Linked DNA regions of Homo sapiens: region 1 is linked to region 2. Evidence: chromatin loops called from intact Hi-C (ENCODE). Cell type or tissue: chondrocyte. All regions are shown on one strand.

Region 1 (8,000 bases), 1.0 Mb after region 2:
ACACATGCACCTGCGAACTACTCTTCCGCAGACTTTCTAGAATCTGCAGCCTGCGAGGAGACCCTCTGAGGAGCTTTCCTGGGGAAACTGCTTACTGTCTAAATAATCACTTTCGAACCATGTATGCATTGAGATTTTCTTCCCCTTGCAAATACGATAGCAAAACGATGCGTGATAATTGCCCCCTCTACCCCTTCCTTCATTTTCTCCCTTCTCCAACCTGCAATAAACTATCTACAAAATCATTTCAGATGATTCCTTGGAAACATGCACTTTACTACACTTTGAACTTACCGAGTTCTGGGAGAGGCGCCAAAGCCTTATTAGGGTAGAGGGAACGACTGCACGGGGGAGTAGTCTGTTTTAGCCGGCTCCCTGTGAATGAACGTGGTATCAATGGAACAGAAGAGGCCTACCCTTCTTCGCCCCTCCCCGATTTCTCTCACACTGGGAGACTTATCACCGCCGCGCTTCTCTCTCTCTCTCCCTCTCTCTCTCTGTCTCTCCAGATGGATGATGGAAGCGGTCCTGTAGTATGAAATACAAATCTTGTATTTTGCTTCCAATGTTTAAAATAATCAGGCAAAATTAACCAAGTTTTTCTTCTTTCATGTACTTAACCATCCAAAAAATAAAAATTAAACAAAAGATCTAAGTTTTAAAAGTTAAATAAAATGAAACAAAACAAACTTCAGTATTCTAAACTAGGCATTTTTTACACAATTATATCATTTACATTCTATTTCTCATATTCTGAGTTCTACATTTTTACCTATTATTTCCAATAGCCTTTCTTAAGACTCTCAATCTTAATAATTGTTACTACTAATAAAAATATAATATCCTAGTTTATTAACATACAATAGTGCCCAGCAGTTCACCCAGGAGTGGACATTTGGGCTTTTTATTATTTTTAGGTATTAGAAATCAGTTATAAGGGTCCTCCAAAAATTAGAAGTTTAAAAAAATTATTTGTATTATAGTAGTTGAACGGTAAGATTACCAATTGAAATGGTATAATAGTTAAGAATGTGAGACCAGCCTGGCCTGGTGAAATCCCGTCTCTACTAAAAATACAAAAATTAGCCAGGCGTGGTGGCAGATGCCTGTAATCCCAGCTACTCAGGAGGCTGAGGCAGGAGAATCACTTGAACCCGGGACAGGGCGAGACTGCCTCTCAAAAAAAAAAAAAAAGAGAGAGAGAATGAATGTGTTCTTGAATCTTGAAAATGTTACATTTAAGCAAAGCTGCTTTTTCTGGAGGGGGGGATTGTGTGTGTGTGCGGGGGTTTGTTTGTTTGTTTGTTTGTTTGTTTGTTTTGAGACGGGAGCTCACTCTGTCACCCAGGCTGGAGCGCAGTGGTGCTATCTCGGCTCACTGCAACCTCTGCCTTCCCGGTTCAAGCGATTCACCTGCCTCAGCCTCCCCAGTAGCTGGAATTACAGGTGCCTGCCACAACACCCAGCTAATTTTTAGTGGAGAAGGGGTTTCACCATGTTGCCCAGTCTGGTATCGAACTCCTGACCTGAGATGAGCCACCTGCCTCAGCCTCTCAAAGTGCTGACCAAGCAAAGCTGTTTTTTCTTTCTTTTTTTTTTTTTTTGCTCTTTTTAAAATTTTTATTTAGAAGCCTACTTGTAGAAGTTAGCATAATTTTACAGATTATTAGAAAAATTCAATTATTTTCTCTCTGCAAACAGTTATAATAGGTTAGGAATAATAGATTAGAAATGTACTACATTGCAAAAACAGTGGCCTATAACTATCTGTACATTTACTGTGCACCTTAAGGAAAAGAATTTGACAGTGTGCTATACTTACACTGCAGGTAACATATTTTTATTCTATCACACAAAACTGACCAGTGGTAGTGCTTGAATTTATAAATGGCCATTAAACAGAATATTTAAACTGAGATGTATATTTAGCATGCTAAAAAGTGAAAAAAATTTCAACTGAAGTTCTGTGGCTCATCAGTTCAAATGTTTCATGGCATTTTTTTCTTTAAACGAAAAATTTTGATATTGTAAAACAAATAATTTTACATAATAAATGCAAAAGTATAAAATTTTCTAAATTTTTAGAAAGAATATTTCCATTCATTTTGTCATGGGTTTTGTGTGGCTCCTCTTAATATATTAATGATATTAATAAGACACTGGTCCTATACCACTTTCAGAGTCCATCTTCAATTAAAAACTGTAACAAAAATAAACAGTATGTAGAGTAACACAAAGTAAATTAAATATACTAAACTCACACAACAGGTAGAATAAAATGAAACCAAATTACATAATGGCAGGTTATACATTTTAAAGACTCTCTTTCCACTTAGTCAAATAAGAAAGACATTGAAATGTTAACTTACTGATTTCTGTGGGGTTTTCCCCACTGGTTCAAATGCGAAAGTTTGATATAAATCTAATATTTTATTTCTGTACATTTAACATGATTCAGTATAATCTGCAGTCTCATGTATAGCTTGTCAATAATGCCATCATCACTGTATGTCAAACAAAAAACCTCACTGCTTACTAGAAATGCTAAACACTGGAAAAAATGGAATTTTATACATTTGTTTTCTTAAATTTTGACAGATGTTCTTCAAAAAATTAAAACTGCCTTCCACAAAATTTTGTGTGTATATGGCACAAGTTGACAGCCAAAAAGTGTGAATTCCATCAAAAAGGCACTGTTAACAATACTCAGAATAATCTGACAAGGTCTACATCAATGTCTGAGTAAAGAATAGGTAAATAGACAAACCCTTATAAAAGACAGCATTATTGTTTAAATATACTATAGCTATATAAAAAGAAATAAAGTGACACACAGAAATGACCCTTAGCAAAGCTGTTTTAAAACTTCAGAATATTCCATCATCTTTTAAAAATGTTCTCATTAATAAATGTGATTTTTTTTAATTGCAGAAGTTTATACCTCTGACTGTAATTTTTTTACACAAGTAAATATTTTACTTAAATACTTCCTCAAGATATCAGGAATTCTTATTATATTTCCTAATGTCCTCTTGCATATAGCATTTTCTATTACTGAACTCCTGTTAGTATTATATTTGAACAATTATAGTTTGGTTACTACTATAAAAACCAAAATACTTTAGAATTAGAAGAATATGTTTAAATATATAGTAGTATATATTAAATATATAGCAATGTATATTGACTTCAGAAAGGAAGTTTTTAACACTCTGGTAAAATCAGAGAAACTAGATAACTTGTCCAGGTTCACACATCATTTAGTGATAAAACCACTTACATCTTTCAGTGATCAGTGATCTTTATGTTTTGTCTTTGTATTTTACTATTAGTTATGTTTTAATTATACCAATTCAGGCTGGGCATGGTGGCTCACATCTGTAATCCCAGCACTTTGGGAAGCCAAGGCGGGTGGATCACCTGAGGTCAGGAGTTCGAGACCAGCCTGGCCAACATGGCAAAACCCCATCTCTACTAAAAATACAAAAAGTAGCTGGGCATGGTAGTGCACGCCTGTAATCCCAGCTACTCGGGAGGCTGAGGCAGGAGAATCACTTGAATCCGGGAGGCAGAGATTGCAGTGAGCCGAGGTCACACCACTGCACTCCAGCCTGGGCAACAGAGCAAGACTCTTTCTCAAAAAAACAAAAAACATAAAAATAAAAAAAAAAATTACACCAATTCAACTTATAATGAAAACCAATTTGTACCTATGAAGATTAGAAACATTAACAAGTTTCAAAAATAAGAGTAGCTAATTAATACATTTCACACTTGGAAGCCCTTTCTTTCCCAGAAAACTGTCTTTGTATATGTGAAGCATGGATGAGTAATCCCAGGCTTTTGTCTGTTGCCTTGGCATTACTTTTTGTTAACAACTACTGAACCGAATTGGTACCATTTTTAATGAAAGAATGACATCTTGTGGCATAATGCTCTAATTGCAATAAAAAAATTTATTATCTGAAAGCTGTAATTAAGAGATACTCCAGAGACCATGCTTCGCTGTCACAAACACTGTTCCCAGAGTAAAAAGTAAGGGCACATAGACATATTATGCAATATCAGAAAAGGGGAGTTATTTTTTAAAAAACTGTGGCATAATATGCATAACATAAAATTTGTTGTTTTAACTATTTTTAGGTGTACTCTTCAGTGACATTAAAAAGATTCACACTGTTCTGCAACCATTATAGCTATCCATCTCCAGAACTTTCTTTCGTCCTCCAAAACTGAAACTCTGTACCCATTCCTCCCTTCCCCCAGCCCCTGGCAACCATCATTCTACTTTCTGTCTCTGTGAATTTGACCACTCTAGATATCTTATGGTAAGTGTAATCCTACAGTATTTGTCCTTTGTGATTGGCTTATTTCACTTAACACAATGTCTTCAAGGTTTATCTGTGTTATAGCATGTATCTGAATTTATTTCATTTTTAAGTCTGAATAATATTCCATTGTATGTATATACCACATTTTGTTTACCCATTTAGGTTGTTTCCATACCTTGGCTATTGTAAATAATGCTGCAATTAACATGAAAGTGCAGATATCTTTATGAGGTGATCATTTCATTTTCTTTGGATATATGCCCAGAAGAGGAATTGCTGGGTCACATAGTAGTTGATTTTTAATTTCTTTACAAATCTCCATACTGTTTTCCATAATGGCTGTACCAATCTACATTCTCACCAAGAGTGTACAACCTTTTCCCCACATCCTTGCCAACATTTATCTTTTGACTTTTTGGTAATAGCCATCCTAACGGGTGTGAGGTAGTATCTCATAGTGGTTTTGATTTACAATTCCCTGATGATTAATGGTGTTGAGCACCCTTTCATATACCTGTTGGTGATTTTCATGTTTTCTTTGGAAAAATGTGTATTCAGGTCTTTTTGCCCATTTTTAAATCAGGTTATTTGTTTTTCTACCATTGAGTTGTATGAGTGCTTTATAAATTTTGGACAGTAACCCCTTATTTGATATATGGTTCACAGATATTTTTTCCCAATCTGTAGCTGCCACTTATTTGTTGATTGTTTCCTTGGCTGTGCAGAAGCTTTTTAGTTTCATGTAGTACCATTTATTTATTGTCGCTTTTGTGGCTTGAGCTTTTGGTGTGATGTCCAAAACTCATTGCCAAGGTCCATATCCAGGGGATTTTCCCCTATGTTCTCTTCTGGGAGTTTGATAGTTCCTGGTCTTACAATTAGGTTCTTTATCCATTTTGAGTTGATGTTTTTGTATAGTGTAAGATAATGATCAAATTTCATTCTTTTGCATACGGAAATCCAGTTTTCCCAGCACTATTGAGACTACCCTTATCCCATTGTGTCTCTTATCAAAAATTAGTTGACCATATATGTTTGAATTTATTTCTTCTCTATTCTGTTCCATTGTTCTATGTGTCCGTTTTTATGCCAGTACCATTACTGTTTTGATTACTAAAGCTTTATAATATAATTTTTTTTGAGACAGGGTCTCGCTCTGTTGCCCAGGCTGGAAGGCAGTGGCATGATCATGGCTCACTGCAGCCTCAAACTCTAGGCTCAAGCAATCCTCCCACATCAGCCTCCTGAGTAGCTGGGACTACAGACATGTGCCACCAGACCTGGATAATTTTTTCTACTTTTCATAGAGACACAGTGTCACTATGTTGCCCAGGCTTGTCTCAAATTCCTGGGCTAAAGCAATCCTCCTGCCTCAGCCTCCAAAAGTGCTGGGATTATAGGCTTCAATATAATTTAAAATCAGGAAGTGTAATGCCTCCAACTTTGTTTTACTTTCTCAGAATTGTTTTGGTAATTCATGGTCTTTTATGTTTCCATACAAATTTTAGGATTGCTTTTTCCATTTCTGTGAAGAATGGCACTGGGATTTTTGTAGGGATTGTGTTGAATCTGCATACTGCTTTGGGTAGTATGGATATTTTAACAATATTAATGTTTCTAATACATGAGCATGGGGTAGCTTTCCATTTATTTGTGTCTTCTTCAATTTCTTTCATGAATGTTTTACAGTTTTCAGTGTAATTTTTACACCTCAGTCAGTTAAATTTATTCATAAGTATTTGATTTTATTTTACTTTTTCATCCTATCATAAATGGGATTGTTTTCTTGCATTCTTTTTCTGTTAGGTCATTATGTGTATAAAAATGCTACTGATTTTGGTATGTTCATTTTGTATCCTGAAACTCAATTCATTTAGTGGTTCTAATAGGTTTTTGTGAAATCTTTAAAGTTTTTAAAAATAAGATAATGTCATCTGTAATAGAGATAATTTTACTTCTTTTATAATTTGGACGCTTCTTATTTTTCTTGTCTGATTGCTCTTGGTAGTACTTCTAGTACCGTGTTACATAGAAGTGGTGAGACTGGGCATCCTTGCCTTTGTCTTTTACTACATCTTAGGGGAAAAGCTTTCAGTATTTCCCCATTGATTATATGAGGAACTAATATTATATGTTAGCTGTGGGTTTTTCATAAATGGCTTTTAATATGTTGAGGACCTTTCCTTCTATACCTAAATTATTGTGAGTTTTTATCAAGAAAAAATGTTGGACTTTATTGAATGCTTTTCCCAAATCAATTGAGATGATCATGTGGTTTTTAATCTTTCATTCTGTTAAATCTATCACATCGATTGATATGCATATGTTACACTTATCCTAGCCAGACTTGCATGGCTAGGATAATTCTCATTTGGTCATGATGTATGATCTTTTTTATGTATTGTTAAATTCAGCTTGCTAATATCATATTGAGAATTTTTGCATTAATATTCATCAGAGAGATTGTCCTATAGTTTTCTTTTCTTGTGATATCTTTCACTTAGGTATCAAAGTGAAGATGGCCTCATAAAGTTTATTTGGAAATACTCCCTCTAGCTTTATTTTTTGGAAGAGTTGTATTAAGAAGCATTGGTATTAATTCTTCTTTGAAAGTTTGGTAGAATTCAGTGTGAAGCCATCTGGTCCTGGGCTTGGCTTTTCTTTGTTGGGCAGTTTTTTGTTTTTTTGTTGGTTTTTTGTTTTTTTGTTTTTTTTTTTTTGAGACAGAGTTTCGCTGTTGTTGCTCAGGCTGGAGTGCAATGGCGCAATCTCGGCTCACTGCAACCTCCGCCTCCCAGGTTCAAGCGATTCTCCTGCCTCAGCCTCCCGAGTAGCTGGGATTACAGGCATGCGCCACCACCCCGGCTAATTTTGTATTTTTAGTAGAGATGGGGTTTCTCCATGTTGATCAGACTGGTCTTGAAGTCCCGACCTCAGGTAATCCACCCGCCTTGGCTTCCCAAAGTGCTGGAATTACAGGCATGAGCAACCGTGCCCGGCGTTTCTTGGTTTTTTTCAGATGGAGTCTTGCTCTGTCGTCCAGGCCGTAGTGCACTGGCTCACTGCATTGGCTCATTTGGCTCACTGCAAACTCCGCTTCCCAGGTTCAAGCAATTCTTGTGCCTCAGCCTCCTAAGTAGCTGGAATTACAGGCACCCACCACCAGGCCCAGCTAATTTTTGTATTTTTAGTAGAGATGGGGTTTCATCATGTTGGCCAGGCTGGTCTCAAATTCCTCACCTCAGGTGATCTGCCCGCCTTGGCCTCCCAGAGTGTTGGGATTACAGGCATGAGCCACTGCTCCCAGTTTTTTATTACTACTTCAATCTCTTTATTTGTTATTAGTCGGCTCATGCCTTCTATTTCTTCCTGACTCAATCTTGGTAGGTTGTATTTTTCTAGGAATTTATCCATTTTTTCTAGGTTATCCAATTTATTGGCATATACTTGTTCATAATAGTCCCTTATAATCTTGTTTTTTATTTCTAAGACATCTGTTTTAATTTCTTCACTTTGATTTTTTGAGTCTTCTCTTTATCTCTTACATGATTTATCAATTTTATTTATTTGTTCAAAAAACCAACTCTTAGTTCTATTCTTTCTACGGTTTTTCTGTTCTCTATTTGTTTTATTTCGGTTCTGATTTTCATTGTTTCCTCCCTTCTGTTA
Region 2 (8,000 bases):
GGGAAAGAAGGTCAAAAACAACTTCTAGGACTCTCCATTGGCCAGTGTGGTGTGCCCTTCACTGAAGAGCAAACACAAAATGAAAGATTGTGGGCAAAGAGTTGAGTCAGTGAGAAGGCAAGGAGAGAACCTTATAAAAAAATTGACTATGTGATTAAAAACTTAAAAATTTCCCCCAACGTGTTTATCTTTTCCATTAGCAGAAATAACTAAGAGTTGTCTTAATTCTAATGGGATTTATTCCATATTGTCTCTCATGCCCTCTACCTAGTTATTAGTGCAAATATTTATATGTGGCAACATAAAACTTTTTAACTCTTTATTCTCTTCTCTCGTGTACCCTCCCAGCTCTTTAGGGGAGGTGGATTTGAGGCAGATACCATAAAGAAAAGTTGGTCACATGGTGGTAACACGTTGAAGTTATGCCACATGAGACATCAGCACTGGCAAGAGAAATGTCTGTGTTGTAGATGTTTCACTTGGAAGAAATTGAAGGACCCTGAGCCTTAAAAGTCTGACAAACTTAAGCCAGGACCCCTGTGGGGAAGGTAGAGGGGCCAACAAACAAGATTGGGAGTCAGAGAGATAACAATGAAATCCCCAATGCCTGTGGGAGGTGGACTCCCTGGATTAGTACTAGACAGAAAAGGTACAAAAATATTTCAAACCATTCTCACAACTCTATATGTGTCTATGACCAGATAACTGGAAGACCTTCTGGTTATGGACTATGCGTATACACTCTCCCAGATAGTTAGAGGCATATCTAAGAGGTTAACATATATGATCTTATCCAAAATGGGTCTCTTGGTGCTAGTGTTTTACATCAGACTTCACTGGCTTTCATGTATTTCCACAAGTGCCAAACATTTCTCATATCCTTGCTGTATTCCATAGAGCAGTGTTCCTGCTACCTGGAACACTTGATTCTTGAATAACTCCTGTTTACCTTTCAGACAAACCCTAAAGGTTACCACCTCAAAGAAGTCTTTATAGAAGCCTCATCATCTTAGACACTCTGTATTGTTTCCTTCATCGTATTTACAACAGACAGATACTGTGCACTTACTGCCTCACTTAACGACAGGGATACGTTCTGAAAGGTGCATCATTAGGCGGTTTTGTTGTGTGAACATCACAGAGTGTTACTTACACAAACCTAAATGATACAGCCTACTAAACACCTAGGCTATATGAGCAATACAGCCTATTGCTCTTAGGCTTCAAACTTGTACGACATGTCACTGTACTGAATACTGTAGGCAACTATAACACAGTGGTAAGTATATTGTGTATCTAAACAAACATAGAAAAGGTAATGCACTGTACTATGATGTTACAACAGCTAGGATGTTGCTATCAATAGAAATTTTTCAGCTTCATTTTATTTTTATGGGACCACCTTTGTATATGTGGTTCATTGTTGGCCGAAACACCATTCTGTGGCACATGACTATGTATTTATTCCTCATTATTCCTTTAATATTCATCTCTTCCAGGAGGGCATGTCATGGACAATCTCTTTTTCTTACCACAGGTCTTAGGACCTGGCCTAGCACCTGGCCAAGAACTACTGGCATACCTCCTTTTATTGTGCTTCAATTTATTGTGCTTTGCAAATACTGAATTTTTTACAAGTTGAAGATTTGTGGCACCTCTGTAACCAGCAAGTCTATTGGTGCCATTTTTTCAACATCATGTGCCTGTTTCCTGTCTCGCTCATGTCACATTTTGGTAATTTTCACAATATTAAAAACTTTTTCATTATTATTATATGTGTTTTGTTGGTTAGTGTTCTTTGATTTTACTATTATAACTGTTTTAGGTAGCCACAAATTGCACTCATATCGGACAGTGAACTTAATCCATGAATGTTGTGTGTGTTCTGACTCCTCCATCGACCAGCTTTCCCCATTTCCTTCCCTCTCTTCAGGCCTCCCCATTCCTTGAAACAAAACAATATTGAAATTAGGCCAATTAATAACCCTACAATGGCCTCTAAGTGTTCAAGTGAAAGGAAGAACCACACATCTCTCTCAATCAAAAGCTAGGAATGATTAAGCTTATTGAGAAAGGCATGTAGAAAGCCAAGATAGGCTGAAAACTATGCCTCTCACTCAAGTTGTGAATGCAAAGGAAAAGTTCTTGAAGGAAATTAAAGGTGCTTCTCCAGTGAACACACAAATGATAAAGCAAAACAGCTCTATTGCTGAATGGAGAAAGTTTTTGTGGTCTGGATAGAACACCAAACCAGTTACAATAATGCCTTAATCCAAAGCCTAATCCAGAGGCCCTAACTCTTCAATGCTATGAATGCTGAGAAGTGAGGAAGCTGCTGAAAACAGTTGGAGAACTGCAGCGGAAGTTGGTTCATAAGATTTGAGGAAAGAAGCCATCTCTGTAACATAAAAGTGCAAGGTGAAGCACAAGTGCTGATAGAAGAAAGAAGCTGCAGCGAGTTATCCAGAAGATCTAGCTAAGATAACTGATTAACATGGCTACACTGAGCAACAGATTTTCAATGTAGATGAAACAGCCTTCTATTGGAAGATGCCATGTAGGACTTTGATAGCTAGAGAGGAGAAGTCAATGCCTGGCTTCAAAGCTTCAAAGCTTTGACTCCCTTGTTAGCTGGTGATTTTAAGTTGAAACCAATGCTCATTGACCATTCTGAAAATCCTAGGGTTGTTAAGAATTATGCTAAATCTACTTTGCCTGTGCTCTATAAATTGTACCACAAATCCTTGATGATAGCACATCTTTTTACATCATAGTTTATTGAATATTTTAAGCCCATCATTGAAACCTACTGTTCAGGAAAAAAAAATATTCCTTTCACAACATTACTGCTAATTGAAAATGCACCTGGTCACCCAAGACTGATGGAGACGTGCATCTGATGAGGATGTACAAGGAGATGAATGTTATTCTCATACCTGCTTACACAACATCCATTCTGTAGCCCATGGATCAAGGAGTCATTTTGAATCAAGTCTTATTAAGAAACACATTTCATAAGGCTATATGCCGTAGATAACGATTCCTTTGATGGATCTGGGCAAAATAAATTCAAAACCTTCTGGAAAGGATTCACCATGCTAGATGCCATTAAGAACATTCGTGGGTCATTGGAGGAGGTAAAAATATCATTAACTGGAATTTGAAAGAAGTTAATTCCAACCTGTGTGAATGACTTGGAGGGGTTCAAGACTTCGGTGGAGTAAGTAACTGTTGATGTGGTGGAAATAGCAAGAAAACTAAAAGTGGAGCCTGAACATGTGACTGAATTGTTGCAATCTTGTCATAAAACTTGAACAGCTGAGAAGTTGCTTCCTATGGATGAGCAAAGGAAGTGGTTTCTTGAGATGGAATCTACTCCTAGTGAAGATGCTGTAAACATTGTTGAAATGACAAAAAAAGGATTTTGAATATTACATCAACTTAGTTAATAAAGCAGTAACAGGGTTTGCGAGGATGTACTCCAATTTTGAAAGATGTTCTATTGATAGTAACATGCTATCAAATAGCATCAGATGCTACAGATAAATCTTTTATGAAAGAGTTAATTGATGTGGTAAGCTTATTGTTGTCTTCTTTCAATAAATTGACACAGCCATCCCAATCTTCATCAACTACCACCCTCATCAGTCAGCAGCCATCCACATGGAGGGAAGACCCTCCGCCATTAAAACGATTATGACTCACTGAAGGCTCAGATGATCATTAGCATTTTTTTTAGCAATAAAGTATTTTTAAGTTAAGGTAGGTACAGTGTTTTTTAGACATCGTGCTATAGCACAATTATTAAACCACAGGATAATGTAAACATAACTTTTGTATGCACTAGAAAACCAAAAAAAATTGTGACTCACTTTATTGTGATATTAGTTTTATTATGGTGGTCTGGAGGTCAAAAATCATGGACCTGTGTGTTCTCTCCTGGGAAGTCTTTGACATTGCCAGTCCCTGTCCACAAGAATTGTTAAATCTCCAGTTAATTTGCATTTTTCTAATGATCAGTGATATTGAGCTTTCTTTTCCAGATGTTTGTTGGCCACATGAATATCTTCTTTTGAGAAGTGTCTGTTCGTGTGCTTTGCCCACTTTTTTGATGGGGTTGTTTTTTCTTGTAAATTTAAGTTCCTTGTAGATTCTGGATGTTAGAGCTTTGTCAGATGGATGGAGTCTGAATGGCAGTTACTTAAAAAGTCAAGAAATAACAGATGCTGGCAAGGTTGCAGAAAAATAGGAACACTTTTACACTGTTGGTGGGAATGTAAATTAGTTCATCCATTGTGGAAAATGGTGTGGTGATTCCTCAAAGATCTAGAACCAGAAATACCATTTGACCTAGCAATCCCATTATTGGGTATGTACCCAAAGGAATATAAATCATTCTACTACAAAGATACATGCATGCATATGTTCATTGCAGCACTATTCACAATTGCAAAGACATGGAACCAACCCAAATGCCCATCAATAATAGACTGGATAAAGAAAATATGGTAGATATACACCATGGAATACAACGCAGCCATAAAAAGAATGAGATCATGTCCTTGGCAGGGGCATGGATGCAGCTAGAGGCCATTATTCTCAGCAAATTAACACAGGAGCGGAAAACCAAACACCGCATGTTCTCACTTATAGGTGGGAGCTGAACAATGAGAACACATGGACACAGGGAGGGGAACAAAATACACTGGGACCTGTATAGGGGGTGGGGTGGGAGGAAGGAGAGCATTACGAAAAATAGCTAATGCATGCTGGGCTTAATACCTAAGTGATGGGTTGATAGGTGCAGCAAACCACCATGGCACACGTTTATGTAACACCGCTGCACATCCTGCACATGTACCCCAGAACTTAAAATTTAAATTTAAAAAAGTCACTAGTTAAGCCTTAATGGGAACTTCGTAAGAAATGCGGGTTTACCATGCAGAAATCATTCTGACCACCAGGGGTCTCTTTCTACACACCACTGGGACTGAAAGCTCGCTAGAATTCCTTTGTGTCTTTATGGCTCTCGGCCTAGCTGCTCAGTGTGGTGGTGGCATTTCGTGGCCTGTCACCTGGGAGCTTGTCAGAAAAGCAGAATCTCAGGCCCCACCTGAGACCAGCTGAATCAGAAATCTGCATTTTAACCAGATCCCCAGGTGATCTGTATACATATTAAATACTGGGAGTGCTGTTGTACGGGACATTTCTAATCTGCAAAACTTGGAAAACAATGGAAAAAAAAAACCCTCCTATATAGCTTTTTTTTTCACATAGGACATTTCCACCACACTTATAGAAGGACTTAGAGGTTTAGAGTTTGATTGCCTTTATTATGAATATAAAATGTACATACAATACAATATACATTTATACATTTACAGTTTGCATTTCCTTTCATCTTTTTTGAGCAAATTCAATTCTGCATGTCCCAGTTTGCCGCTCCTTCCACTGATTTGCACTTACACTCATGACGTTCTCTTCACTTGGGTACTCTGTGTACTCGGTAAAAAAAAAAAAAAAAAAAAAAAAAAAAAATCCAGCCTGGGGGTAAAATAGCTGGCTTCACTGTCCTTTTCACAGAATCACTTTCCTTCCATTGTTTCCTTTCCTGTCCCTACATGCCTTCCCTTGCTTCATTCAAACTTCTGCATTAAAAATTCAGGAGAAAAGAGGGCTGTGATAATCAGCCCTCTCTTAAAAACTCTTACATGAGCGAATGACACATAAGTAGGCACTTGAACTTTGCTCTTTCACCTGGTTTAAGAACTACCTATGGGTGGGAAGGCTCTGAAAGTGTTATATACAAATGAAGCTCTGCTCACCAGATGGATGATCATGAAGGTCTGAATATCAGTAGCGTGGCAGTAAATAAATAAACAGGAATACATAAAAATAAATAAGAGTTTCACTAAAGGAAATTTAAACACCTATAACCCTGTGCTTTCTCAAAACTTCATTAGGTACATCTTCACAACACGTTGATAAATAGAAACTAGATTTTATGGCTAGTGTCTCTTCTCTTGGGCCATGCCTTCAAAATGCCAGTGAACATTTACTGATTAAGAGTCTGTCGTTTGCCTCAGAATGTAGCTATGCGAGAGGTCTTGTAGGAGTTCTCTCTGAGGCTGTCGAATATTGCTTTGGTTCCATTCTGCCAGTGTAGCACCAGATCCATCGGCGTCTTCCCAGCCTAATCAAATGAGATAAGGAAAGTTGACTTTCAGGTGGGTGACATCTGTAAATTCACATTCTCTGTGTGTGTTTCATGAGGTAAGGATTAGGTATATGTTATAACAGTGTTTTATGGTTTCCACCAGGAGTGATCTGCAGTTTATACTCAAACCAGTCCTTCACTGTTTCTCAGAGGGATGCTTTTGCCATTTTAGAGCAAAAATCTTTTTCACGTGGGACCATCCCAGGTATTGGTAAAATCCCTTGTCCCTAGACACTATGTGTCAAGAGCACCTCAAGTCATTTTGAAATTTATAAAATGTCTCCATACATCTTCCAGTATCCTGTGGAATGGACTCCCGGAGGTGGGAGCATGCCTCTTGGACCAAGAATCAGTGCCTATCCATTTGAATGATAGTTCTTTGATTGATAAGAAATGATGGTAAATGAGCTGCATCAATAACTTGGCTTAAGGACTTAGGTACTGCTTGGGTACTATTACTGTTCCTGGGAGCAGATTTTTCATAACTTGTCAGAATTTTCAATGGACTCTCCCAGGAAATGTATTTTTCTTGGAGTTGATGGCAATGACACATGTGAACAAATAATTTTTGAGACGAAATTTTGATTTCCCTTATGCACGTGTCTCAAGATTTAAAAATATTAAAACCATGTCATCTCTCAATTCTCATCTATAGATCTGAGAAGTCCAAAATTTTTCCATCTCTATTCATTGAGAAGTTTCTTTTTAACCCAGCGACTGCAAATTGGCAGCTTTGAGATGCAAACCAGAATAGAGACCTGTTTTGTTTTGACCCAAACAGAACTTAGATTTTTTTTAAGATTAGTATGAATTGGCAACAGTTGGAAACCAAGAGCTGGATTTGTGACTTCTATGAAAAAATCAGAAGAGTTAAAAACATGGTACCCATGGTTCCACAGAGCAACATAGACTGGGTTGGGGAAGGGCCACCTTTAAAAGAGTTATGTGCACAGACCCTGACAGCCACACATTGAAGTCACTTAGGCCATCTGCCCGGCACAGTGAGGTCAGTCTGCAGTCAGATTATGAGATCTGTAGGTATTTAAATTAGTGGCCCTATAACCTTCATTTTGGAACTTCCCCACCTCTGTAGTGTCTTTCTCTAGGAACAATCATCAGTAGACATGAATATACAGTTTTGGATAATGAGAAAATATTGTATGCTGCTCCCAATCTCCTTAAGATGGCATCAATAGGTTATTGATCTTTGGGGGAAACATCAATCCATTGGGTCAATGACATTAATAGTTCCATAAACCTGATGCTAATATCTAACTGATAATTCAGAACCCTAAGCCGTATTTGTATATTTTGGGCTACTCTTCCATAAATTCCTTGCACTTCTCTCCATTGAAATTTATATTGTGATTTTTCTGGCTACTTACACAGTCTCCCTAAACCTGTATGCTATTTGTCTCTGCTGGTAGTGTCTCACTGCCTGAAAAAAAATCTTCACATTTTCTGCAGCTTTCAAGATTTCATTTAACCTGCTCTTTTTCTGATAGTTTAAAAAAATATTAGATAGGATCAATTCCAATATCTAGACTGAGGAAGCCCTACTGTTAACACTTTCCCATCCCAAGCAATCTTCATTTATCACCATTCTTTGATCCTGTCACCAAGCCAGATTTGTTTTAAAAGATAAGATATTCCTCTCAGTCTTTGCAACACAAATAAGGGGAGAAAATTATTTGCATTTATATGATGACTGAGTTTCCCTCCCCCCCCCCCCACTCTTTTTTGTAAAGTGATTCTTCAAAAGCTTCTTTAAAATTATTTCTTC

What was found. A loop is a pair of places that touch in the nucleus more often than their neighbours do. Peaks named below come from ENCODE experiments on the same cell type or tissue, not always from the same donor. Only the 100,000 strongest peaks of a DNase experiment are listed, where the experiment ranks them.
Region 1: it touches region 2 in a loop (4-fold over the local background); 4 of 110 quality-filtered maps call a loop at or near these places.

The regions. Positions count from the first base shown.
Region 1 is chr10:91,909,104-91,917,103 of GRCh38, forward strand. FGFBP3 (fibroblast growth factor binding protein 3) reads right to left here and starts at 383. Exons shown (of 2, transcript NM_152429.5): 1 at 295-383. It overlaps FGFBP3-AS1 (FGFBP3 antisense RNA 1), which reads left to right. Exons shown (of 2, transcript NR_199602.1): 2 at 1-245. RefSeq lists an enhancer at 1-23. In chondrocyte, CTCF peaks have their summits at 23, 3,924, 4,157 and 6,794; no DNase peak of the experiment used is centred here.
Region 2 is chr10:90,906,784-90,914,783 of GRCh38, forward strand. It overlaps ANKRD1 (ankyrin repeat domain 1), which reads right to left. Exons shown (of 9, transcript NM_014391.3): 9 at 5,313-6,193. The coding sequence ends at 6,083. It also overlaps a transcript of RPP30 not described here. Among named protein-coding and RNA genes, the nearest start is that of ANKRD1, 10 kb to the right of the region's middle. In chondrocyte, a CTCF peak has its summit at 4,964 (motif pointing right); no DNase peak of the experiment used is centred here.